Regions from separate parts of the Homo sapiens genome. Here region 1 is linked to region 2. The links are chromatin loops, found by intact Hi-C in ENCODE. Cell type or tissue: endothelial cell of umbilical vein. All regions are shown on one strand. Links, peaks and the distances in the headings refer to the core of each region. The heading gives the core; the rest is flanking DNA. Region 1 overlaps LOC105374294 (a long non-coding RNA gene). Region 2 has its middle 160 kb from the start of LINC01972.

Evidence for each region. Peaks named below come from ENCODE experiments on the same cell type or tissue, not always from the same donor. Only the 100,000 strongest peaks of a DNase experiment are listed, where the experiment ranks them.
Region 1: a loop joins it to region 2, with 3 times the contacts of the local background. A loop is called at or near these places in 3 of 110 quality-filtered maps.

What each region holds. Positions count from the first base shown.
Region 1 is chr3:194,982,974-194,988,347 of GRCh38, reverse strand. All of the region lies in intron 3 of LOC105374294 (a long non-coding RNA gene), which reads left to right. Among named protein-coding and RNA genes, the nearest start is that of XXYLT1-AS1, 110 kb to the left of the region's middle. RefSeq lists enhancers at 1-248, 1,541-2,041. In endothelial cell of umbilical vein, for the core only: no CTCF peak of the experiment used is centred there; no DNase peak of the experiment used is centred there.
Region 2 is chr3:194,926,380-194,931,753 of GRCh38, reverse strand. No RefSeq gene overlaps it. Among named protein-coding and RNA genes, the nearest start is that of LINC01972, 160 kb to the right of the region's middle. In endothelial cell of umbilical vein, for the core only: a CTCF peak has its summit at 2,318; a DNase peak (open chromatin) is centred at 793; H3K27ac peaks cover 3,465 bases.

The sequences.
Region 1 (5,374 bases), core at 245-5,244, 57 kb before region 2:
GTCGGTGTCTCTCCAGGGAAACCCAGGCCTGGCACTCCCTGTCCACAACAACTCCACAAAGTTTGTACCCGGTGATGGGCATGGTCCTATTGTTGCCTGGGGAGGCCCTGATCAGGGGGCTGGCAGAGTCAGGGCTGTGCCTTGGCATGAGAGAGTTGGAGACAAAAGCTTTGGACAGTAGGTTGGGTAGGGAACTGGAATGCCCTCTCCCGCTACGTGGCACATAGGAAAGCAAAAGCCCAAAGAGGCTGAATGACTTGCCCCAGGTTGCCCAGCCAGCTGGGGCCAGGCCCCTTTTCCTGCGTCATGCTGCCTGCTGGGCCTGGGCTGGGGTCAGCACACCGATGCCTTTTGGCTGTGTTTTTTCCGTGTGTCTGATGTAGAGAAGAATTTTGAAAATATACTTGGGAGAAGCTTCTTCTCTTCGGAAGTCCCACGCAAAAAACCTCAGAGGAGAGGACGGCCCTGCACGCCTATTGACTTCAGGGCCTCCAGCTGCCCCTCTCCTCCCTTAAGGTCCTCGCAGGGAACCCTGCTAGACTGACGTCTGAGGGTGGTAGCTGTCAGGCATCTGCCTTGTGTGCAGTTTCAGTTCAGTCAGACACTGATGTGTTCGAGAGGAGGCCTGGATTCTGCTCCCAACGTGGCGAGTCACCAACTACATGATTTGGTGGGAAGCCTCAATTTCCTTATCTGGGAGGAGGGAGGGAAGGGGAGTGGGCTGGACTAAACAGCCTCTGAGGCCCCTGGGACCCTATTCCTGCAGAAATAGGAAAGATATTCTGGGGTGTATATAGGTATCTATATGTCTAGACACACACGCACATATGCATATGTATATATCTATTTATATTCATTCTCTCTACATATGTTTATATTCATATATATTTATATTCATTTTTTTTTTTGAGATGGAGTTTCACTCTTGTCACCCAGGCTAGAGTGCAATGGCACTATCGTGGCTCACCGCAACCTCTGCTTCCTGGGTTCAAGCCATTCTCCTGACTCAGCCTCCTGAGTAGCTGGGATTACAGGTGCCTGCCACCATGCCCGACTAATTTTTGTATTTTTAGTAGAGACGAGGTTTCACCATGTTGGCCAGGCTGGTCTCGAACTCCTGACCTCAGGTGATCCACTCGCCTCAGCCTCCCAAAGTGCTGGGATTGCAGGCGTGAGCCAATGTGCCCAGCCTATTTATATTCATTCTATTTATATATAACATTATATATGTCTCAGCTTTGGAGCCTGATATTTCCAAAAGAAGCCTGGCTCATTAAGGAAGTGGAATGAATATAATCCTATTGTCGCACAACACTTACCGCCTACACACGTCCTCATACAAGGGGGTTGGGGAAGACTCAGGTTCAGCGTCAAGCCCACGGCTCTGGGGTGGGAGGGGCCTGGATTCTTGACTCTTTTGTTGCTTAGTTCCATCTTGGATTTTGCCTTTTCAACTTGGCCCTGGTTCAGCCAGGCCCGACTGGGTGTCTAGGCCCTTGGCAAAGCCATTGCATAAGCAGGAAGCTATGCAGCAACTGTGGCACGGCGGAGACTGTGTGGTGAGGTTGCAGAACCAGGTAGGGAGTCTGACTAGACCAGCCCTGACTCAGCTTGTTTCCAGACGACCTAGGTGTGGGGGGCGTTGCCACATCAGTCAGGACTCCCTCTGTTGAGCGTGACAGAAACCCAGCTCACGCTTGCCTACACACAAAGGGAGGCTTTGGGCTCCAGAAATTGGGAAAGACAGGGGTGGAGTGGACCTCAGGCATGACCGGATGGCAGCCTCAATGCAGCCAGCTCTCAATCTGTGAATGGTCACCATTATTTTCTACTACACACAGGATAACCTGGGACGGGGAGCCGTGGGAGGCAGAGGCCCCGCTGCAGACAACCCAGTTTAAATTACCCTAGTTGGTGACTGTGGAAAAGAAAGAGCTCAGAGTATACAGGTTCCAGGGAAGGCTGTGGTCAGCTGCCTTAGGCCACAGGCCCACCTCTGGGACTGACATCATGTTCAGGCCAAGTTAGGGCAGAGGGGACTGCTATGGCAGTGAAGTCAAATCCTAAGGGATGGGCCATGTGGAGGAGCAGTTCTACGAATAAGGTCAACTGCTATCAGAGAGGGGGCCATCAAGATCCTGAGGATGAGATCAAAAGGCTAGCTACCCACTAAAGATCCAGCAGCAGTCAGCATCCAATAAGGAGGGCACAGAGAGTTTCCTATAAAGAACTGAGGTTGAGGCCGGGCGCGGTGGCTCACGCCTGTAATTCCAGCACTTTGGGAGGCTGAGGTGGGCGGAGCAGGAGGTCAGGAGATGGAGACCATCCTGGCCAACTTGGTGAAACCCCTTCTCCACTAAAAATACAAAAATTAGCCAGGCGCGGTGGCGGGCGCCTGTAGTCCCAGCTACTCAGGAGGCTGAGGCAGGAGAATCGCTTGAACCCGGGAGGGGGAGCCTGCAGTGAACTGAGATGTCGCCACCGCACTCCAGCCTGGCGACAGAGCTAGACTGCATCTCAAAAACAAAACAAAAACAAACAAACCAACAAAAAAAACTGAGGTTGAAACGAGGACACAGTCCAGGAAAGCCAGGGCATGAAGGGGATTTTCAGCAGAGCAGGAGTGAAAGTCTCTGCTTTGTAAGTCCTGGGAGGTCCATCTTGGTCTCCAGACTCTTCTCTGCAGTCATCAGGGTGACAGAGACTGACAGGGTGAGCAGAAGTGGCAACTGCAGAAGGCAGCTACTACTATTTCTGTGGCTGAAGGGGCGAAGGGGGACATTTAGAAACACAGCGGAGGGACCCTGCAGAGCCGACTTGAGGAGAGGTCTCTGCGCGCTGGCGCTGGGGCCCTGCAGACAAGGGCCCACTTGCCTGGGATCCCAACCTCTGAGCAGGGGTCTGAGCCGGCTCTTGGGCCACAGGGTGACGCAACTGCTTCTGCCAGAGTTGGAGAAGCTGCAAGCTGCGTTCCGCTGCGGCTCCGGTTTGGCACTGCCGGCTGTTGGCTGGGGAGGGAGACAACGAGCTCCCAGGAACAGGAAGCCCGCAGGAAGCGGACAGGGAGCAAATAGGAAGAGCAAGTCCTGCCTCCCGCACCAGCCTGGAGGTGCCGCTCTAGCGCCCGGGCTGCAGAGCCTACACAGACCCGGCTGGCAGAGCGGAGCCGCGGGCAGAGTCCCAGCTCCAGCATCACCAGTTGGCGCCCAGAGGACGGGCGTGGAGCATAGAGGTCGTGACTGAAAAGCGGCCCCAGAGGTCTCCCTGCAGGCCTTCTGGTGGGTGCGGGAGTCCGTGCGACAGCCATCTCCCTCGGGAGGCTGGCAACTTCTTGAGGTCAGGGACGTGCTGGCTTCGCTGTGCATCCTCCACGGGGCCTGATATCCTTCCCCAGGCAGAGCAGGCCGTCGTAAGCAGGTGTTATGCTGAAATGAGCTGCATGGCAGGAGCCCTTGTCAGGCAAGGTGTCCTGGGCAGCTCCGCAGCCCTCCCTGCCCAGCCCTCAGAGTTCCTGTGTGTTTTCCCGGGGCGTGGTTCCAGGCTTTCCCTGGAGTCCCGCATGGGGCCAGGGTGGGGGTGTTGAACACTGGACCTTGAACACAACTGGGGCAGGCTCTGCCCAGACCTGGCAGATGCACCCTAAACTTCCTTCTCATCCTCCTCCACCTGCAAATGAAGTCAACAGCAGGATCTTAGCTCCACCAGTTACAGACTGTCTGGCTTTGGGCAGGTTATTGGGCCATTCTGAGCCTCAGTTTCCCCAGAATGCCCTCTTCAGTCTCTTAATCCCTGCACCGGGAGACAGGAAGAGACTCTTGGCCCTCTTCATCCCATCCATTCCTCTCCCCTGTCTCCTGCTCCTTACTGGAGTGTGATTTTAACACAACACATCATAATTATGCTTTGAAAGGCAGTCAGTATTAGCAAGGCAGATATCTGTTTAGCTGGAAAAAAAGGAAAGATCCAGGTCAGCTGGGACTTGCTGAGCAGAGCTCATGGACAGCTGCAGGCGAGGCAGGGGGAGCAAAGGGGTAGAGAAGGCGAGGGAGGACAGGGGCTCTGCAACAACCTGAAGGAAGCAGGAGACCAGGTGGGCCCCATGCCCTGGGCTCCTGTGAATTCCAGAGCAGCTGAGCATTTAGACAGGAATCCTCAGGAGAAGGCTGGAGCCCCCCAGCCTCCAGCTGCATCAGGGCAGGACAGCAGGGCGACAGGCCCAGTGGGGTAAGGGACACAAAAGTGTTTATGGACCATGTGGGAATGGGATTAGGCCAGTGCTCAGTAAAGTAGAGGCTCTGATGAGATTTTATGGGCCATATCAAAGGTTTTTGTATAAGTTTTTCTCCCTCTTCCATCTCAAGTTCTTTCATGGCAGGTACTGGGTCTGAGTTTTCTCTGATGGTGCCCAGAGAGTATGTTGGGTGTATCTGGGGACCACACTCAAGTCTGGGTGAGTGTTTGGAGGGGCTTCTGGCAGCGTGGCCTATGCTACTGGAGAGCCATGGGTCTGTAAGCTCAGACAATGGTGTGAGCAGTGGCAGATGTGACATTTCCCAGCCAGGAGCCCTGGCAGGCAGGCAGAGGGGATCAAAGCACAGGGACCTCATTTTCAGCCAGAGAAGGGATTAATGAAGAGCCCAGTGTCCCAAAGGGAGGCTAATTGGGTTCCGAAGAGTGGTAAGTGTTCCTGGGCTCACTTGGCATGGTCCTACCCTCTGAGCCCTGTTTCCTCAAGAATTTAATTTAATGTCCCTTTGTTGAACGCAGCTGTTGGGGGAGGAGTGATTTGGGCTGTTTGGGCTGTTTTGTTTTCCTCCCTCTTTCTTTTCCATCTTTCCCTCCTTTCTTCTCTTGTGGGAAGATGCCAGTGCTTGGTGAACTGGCTGGTTGGGGTGTCCAGACCAACCTTCTCTGAGCAGGCCTTGAGCACAGAAAGCCCTGGGCTCCCTCCGTCTGCTCAGCAGCCCAGCCATCTGCCTTGCTCAGTCCCTGTGGAGACGTTTGCTGGGGCTGCCTTTCCTTGGAACTGGTGGGTGGGGTCTGGCAGGTGGAGAGATACCAGAGCCCAGGCTTCTAATGCTTTTTTTCTGGGATCCTGACATACAGCAGAGACTGGACATACCTCCCCTTCTTCCCTGCTTGATAACCATCCCTGCTGGGCCTCCCAACTTGAAAGGTGGGACCACAGTACTTGTAGAGAAGGACAGCTCTGGAGTTGGCCTGCCTGTGTCTGAATCCTGACTCTGTGTCACCCTGGGCAAGTCATTTAACTTCTTCAAACCTCAGTTTTTGCTCCTGTGAATTAACTAACCCAAAGAGATATTGTGAGTCTTACGTGAGACAACCAGGGTGAAAGTTCAGCACAGGGCCTGGG
Region 2 (5,374 bases), core at 239-5,238:
CCACTGTCTTGCTCTGGGACCCTGCTCACCTTGGTTTTATTCAGTTCATCACAGAGGTCCTCCAGGTCACGCTCCCCATTCCTGGCATCCTCACTTGCATCTGTGTGGACTCTGCTTCTCAGGTCACTGACCACATGCCAAGGAATGGCAAAGCACTAAGTTAAAACACGGTCTGCTTTGACGTGCTCCAGCCAACACTGTGTAGGAGGAAACTGGGAAGGCTGTCCTGGTAGACAGGCACTTTGTCCTCTCACTCTGGAAAACTTTAAGGAAGATCTTGCATACATTTGGGCATATTCAGAGACGGGCTTGTAAAAGGTTAAAGTGAGTTTTTTAGAAGTTATCAATTTGCTTTTCTCCCTTTGGACATTCTCCAAATGACACTCTTTTTGGAAAAAAATTTAAATAGTCTGAAACTCCATGAAATACACTTTAAAGCTGTAGTGGGCAGTAAAAATGTGGCATCTGTTTAACTGATTGCAATTTCTACTGGAAGGATCTGTGAGCAGCATTTTTAAAAGCTTTTTCTTTGCCTTTGGTTTCTCTTTGTGTCCCATTTGAGTAATTTCCTCTGACATCCTTCTGTCCCTGGGCCTAGAAGCCTGGTAAATAAGCTGGCCCCAGAGAGATCCAGGAGCCAGCAATATCCTGGAAACCTTAGGCCACGAGGTTAAGCACAAAACCGCTCTCTTTCCAGGAAGGAATGATTGAATCAGAGTAACGACCTTGGCTTTCAATTAGTCCTTGTCCAGCTTTTCCCACTGTTTTCCTCTCTGCTGCCTGCCCACCATGCCCCAAGCTGTGGAGGAGCTGGACCTGCTCCAGCTCTCCTGACCCTGGGACGCTGCACAAGTGTATCCTGTCATTGGTGTGTGCCTCAAGACTTCATGGGCCTACAAAGCTGAGCTGAGTCAAGCTTCCTCCCCAACTCCGAGAAGAATGCCTGTCAGGAAGCTCAAATATTTAGAGAATGTGAAATACAGGATTTTAATGGAAGCATTTTTCACCTCCTCTAGAAAGAGGCTATAGAGTTAGTGGTTGGTCTGTCTGCAAATTATTCTTACTCACCCTAGTGTGCCTTCCTGATTTCAACACAACAAGCTCTTGGTGCTTTTGTCTACCACAAAGAGATTTTGGCTGCAGTGATTCTCTCCACAGGTGCAGTCCAGTGGCTGTTGAAATGCAGGCACGGCTGTTAGTAAAGGGACCTGCCTCTGGATGTTCTTCTGCAATTATGGTGCCAGCCATGCTACAGGAAGACGTCAGGCAGGATGTCGAAACGTATTTCTAGATACTGTGCCTGGACTTGAGACCATGATGTTAGCAGCAGGACAGGAGAAACTCTAGTGTCTCTTTTGCTACTTGGCTCCAACACAAGTGGATAAAGTTTTCAATAATATTTTACTTTAAATTGCCATCCTTTCCATGGGAAGTGCCAAACCCTCTCCAGTCAATGCAATAGAGATGTTGCCAAAAGTAAAATTACACAATTTTTGCTTTGTCTGGTATGGTCTGTTGGATGAGTTCTCTTCTTTGCTGAAATAGATACATATTTATACATATCATAATGAAGATGCTTGAGGCTGGGCGCACTGGCTCACACATGTATTTCCAGCACTTTGAAAGGCTGAGATGAGAGGATCACTTGAGCCCAGGAGTTCAAGACCAGCTTGGGCAACACAGTGAGGCCCTGTCTCTACAAAAAAAAAAAAAAAAAAAAAAATTATCTGGGTGTGGTGGCACACGGTCATAGTCCCAGCTACTCCTCAGGCTGAGATGGGAGGATTGTTTGGGCCTGGGACATGAAGACCTGGGTGACAGAGTGAGACTCTGTCTCAAAAGAAAAAAAAATGCTCAAATTAAACATTAAAATAATGAAGTTGAGAGCATAATTCACATCTCTGGGCTACTGAGCTCCAACTACTTCACTGCTTTGGAATTTAAAAAAAAATCCTTGTGTAGCAGTATTGGCTTTTCCAGATGAAATTGGGCTGTACAAACATACTTTGAGATTGTGTGATTTCACTTAAAATGTGTGTCCTGGCTCAGAGACTTCATACAAAATCCAGTAGGTTCAGAGAAACATAATCCTTACTCTTGGATCACTTTAGAAAAAAAGAGTTCAGCCTTATGTGAAGCCAGAACAAAAATTTTTTTAGAGCCAAAGCCTTCCGTGTGGTGTTTGAGCCCGACTATTACTTCGTTGAGTGGGAATAATGGCGGCGGAAGGGAGAAGCCACGTGACTAAAGCAAAGTTCACGGTGTGACCGCTAGGGGATGGATCCGAAAAGTTCACGGCGTGACCGCTAGGGGATGGATCCGAAAAGTTCACGGTGTGACCGCTAGGGGATGGATCTGAGTCACACGGCACCAAAGTATCTTCGCAGCAGCGACTCTGTACTGGCCTGCAGCAACCTCAATTCTTGCCTCCCTGGAAGAAAAAATTTGACTAAGGGACATAAGACAGAATGAGAGACCAAGGCAAGTTTTAGAGCAGAAGTGAAAGTGCATTCAAAAGCTTTGGGGCAGGAATGAAAGGAAGTACAGTACACTTGGAAGAGGTCCAGGAGGGTGACTTGAGAGATCAAGTGCACAGTTTGACCTTTGACTCGGGGTTTTATATGTTGGCACACTTCCGGGTGGTCGCAACCCATCTCCCCTGATGCTTCCCTTGGGGTGGGCTGCCCACAAACATAGTGGCTTGCCAGCACTTGGGAAGGCCGCATGCGCAGTGTTTACTGAGGTCGTGCGCATGCTCACTCGAGGCGTTTTTCCCTTCCCAGTCCAGCATTCCTAGAGGAAGGTCATATACCAGTTAAACTCTGCCATTGTTCCTCTTAGTGCGCATGCTTGAGCTCAGTTACCAAGCCCCTGCGATCTCACTGGGAAGCTGCTGATCGCCAGTTTCAGATGTTTCTATCGATTGGAAGACTGCCTTTCCCTAGTGCTGGCTGCGACCAATTATTATTAATATTTTAAAGAGACAGTTAACAATCACCTGATGGTCGCCTGACATTCCTGGTCGGGGGTGGGGGGCCCTTTCCTGCCCTGCTCATGTCTGACTACCTACAGTAACAAAGGTCCTTTGAGACTCATCCCCCTGCCTCATTCCCTGACTCCCCATCAGCACTTGCTGCTGCCTCTCCACTTGGGAGGAAGAAGGAGTGTGGAGAGACTGAGTAGGCAGGGACAAGTGGGCAGTGAGAATTTGAACATATCTCCTTCAGTGTGGGGTGTATGATTTGCAGATGAGGAATAGACCGATAACATTTCTTTGACTTTGAAAATGCCTTTGACCCCTTGCAACACAAAACTTGCTTTACTAGCTTGGAAGACACATATGACTACATCTGTTTGTAATGTTCAGACTAATCACTTTAACCACCCCCACAGCCAAACTCACAGGAAGTTGGTCCCTCTTGAGATATTCCACCTTGTTTATCTGAGAATTCTTGTGCTCTCTCAGTCTGAAGGGACTTGTTGTGGGCTGAAGAAGGGAAGAACCAAGGCTCCCCCTCAGTCTTTCTCATTAACTGATTGGGTTGGGGAATCTACACTTAGGGAGGTCTAAGTTCCTTTTGTTCTCTGACTCCACATCCAAATGCTGCTAGTGGCCCATGGGGAGCTTTGGAGGAGGGTCTACTTGGACTTCTTTCCTGCCAGATCGTCCCAGACTCAATCATCTCAGCCCATCAGAGATCTTCTAATAGTGGGAATCTTCAAAAGGAAGGAGTCAGTGTTGCTTGTGAACTCTTCTCTCAGGAGGCTTCTTGACCTCTGCAAGTTCACCAGTCTCTTCCCAGAAGAGGGCAGTGAGATGGAGGAGGGACATGCTTATACTTGGTTTGGAAAATCTTCATGCTTGTGAATGAATGTAGGTTTAACCTTTTCCCACTCCCAAGGAGAATTCTGTCCACAGTAGGACGGTCTCACAAGACACAGGAGAGCTATGATGTTTCGTTGTGTTATGCGATAGAGAGTTTGAGGCTGTGGCAAGTGCTAGAAAGGCGTAAAATTTAATCCTAAGAAGTTTACCTTGACTTCAGCTATCTGCTCCAAGTAGAGGAGATACCTGGTAGCAGTGACATTAGTTTCAGAGTCCGCTCGCCTAGGCATGTGTGACTAACTGACAGTATATAGAACCTAGTCTGTGACCAGTTTTCTTTTCCCCAAAATTTTATTTAAAAAATTTCAATCCTACAGAAAAATATCAAGAACAGCTCTATAATAGGCACTTATGATCTGCATACTTTTCTGTAAGTATGTGATACTTCAATAAAAATTAAGAATAATATGATAAACATTCATATATTCTTCAGCTAGATCCACCAATTTTAATGTTTTGCTATATTCGAATTCTTTCTCTTCTCTCCTCCACCCAGACACACACAGAGAGATACACACGAACACACACATGTATTCATTATATATTAAAATGTGTATATATATGCATATATATTCTAATTTTATTTAACTATTTTAGAGTATGTTGCAGACATCATGATTCTTCATCCTTAAATACTATTTATTGCCTAAAAATAGGGCATTCTCCTACACAAACATGATCCTAGTATTACTTTGAGAAAACATTGATACAAAAGTATTATTGGGTAGTGCATGTTAAAGTTTTCCTAAGTCCATTGTATATGGATTTAAAAATATGTAGGATACAATCAAGGATCACACATCGCATTTAGTTGCCAAGTCTCTTTAGTATCTTTTAATCTAGAATAGTCCTCCTGTTTTCTTTTTTTGTTGGTTTTTTATGACACTGACATTTTTGAGAAGTCTAGAGAATTTGAATACTTCTGATTTACAGAACTTGAATATTTCTGATTGTTTCCTCAGGATGTATGTTAAACATTTTTGACAGGAATAGTACCTAGATGATATTGTTTACTTCCCATTCACTGTATTTCATGGTGGTGGGGTGGGGTAAGGGGAACCCAATGTCTTCTGGTCCCATTATATAAAGGTGATGTTAAAGTTTGATCGTTCAATTAAGGTGACGTTGTTTGATTGTTCAGTTAAAGTGATGTCAGTCAGATTTCTCCTCTATGACTAAAATACAACTCAACTTCCAAAACGAATCTCATAAACATGACACAAGATTGAACATTATTAAAAACACACGAAAAGGAGTTTCAAAATGAAGGAGAAAGGAGAAAAGAGTTCATGAACCTTAATAAAGATGAATAAAAACCATCCAATCTGAATATCATGGAAAAAAAAGACTAGACAAAATGAACAGAGCCTCAGTAAACTGTAGGATGATATCCAAAAAGGCCTAAGATATATGTAGTTGTGGTTCCAAAAGGAAAAGACAGAGATAATGAAGCAAAAAAAATTTTTTTTAACAAATAGCGACTGGATT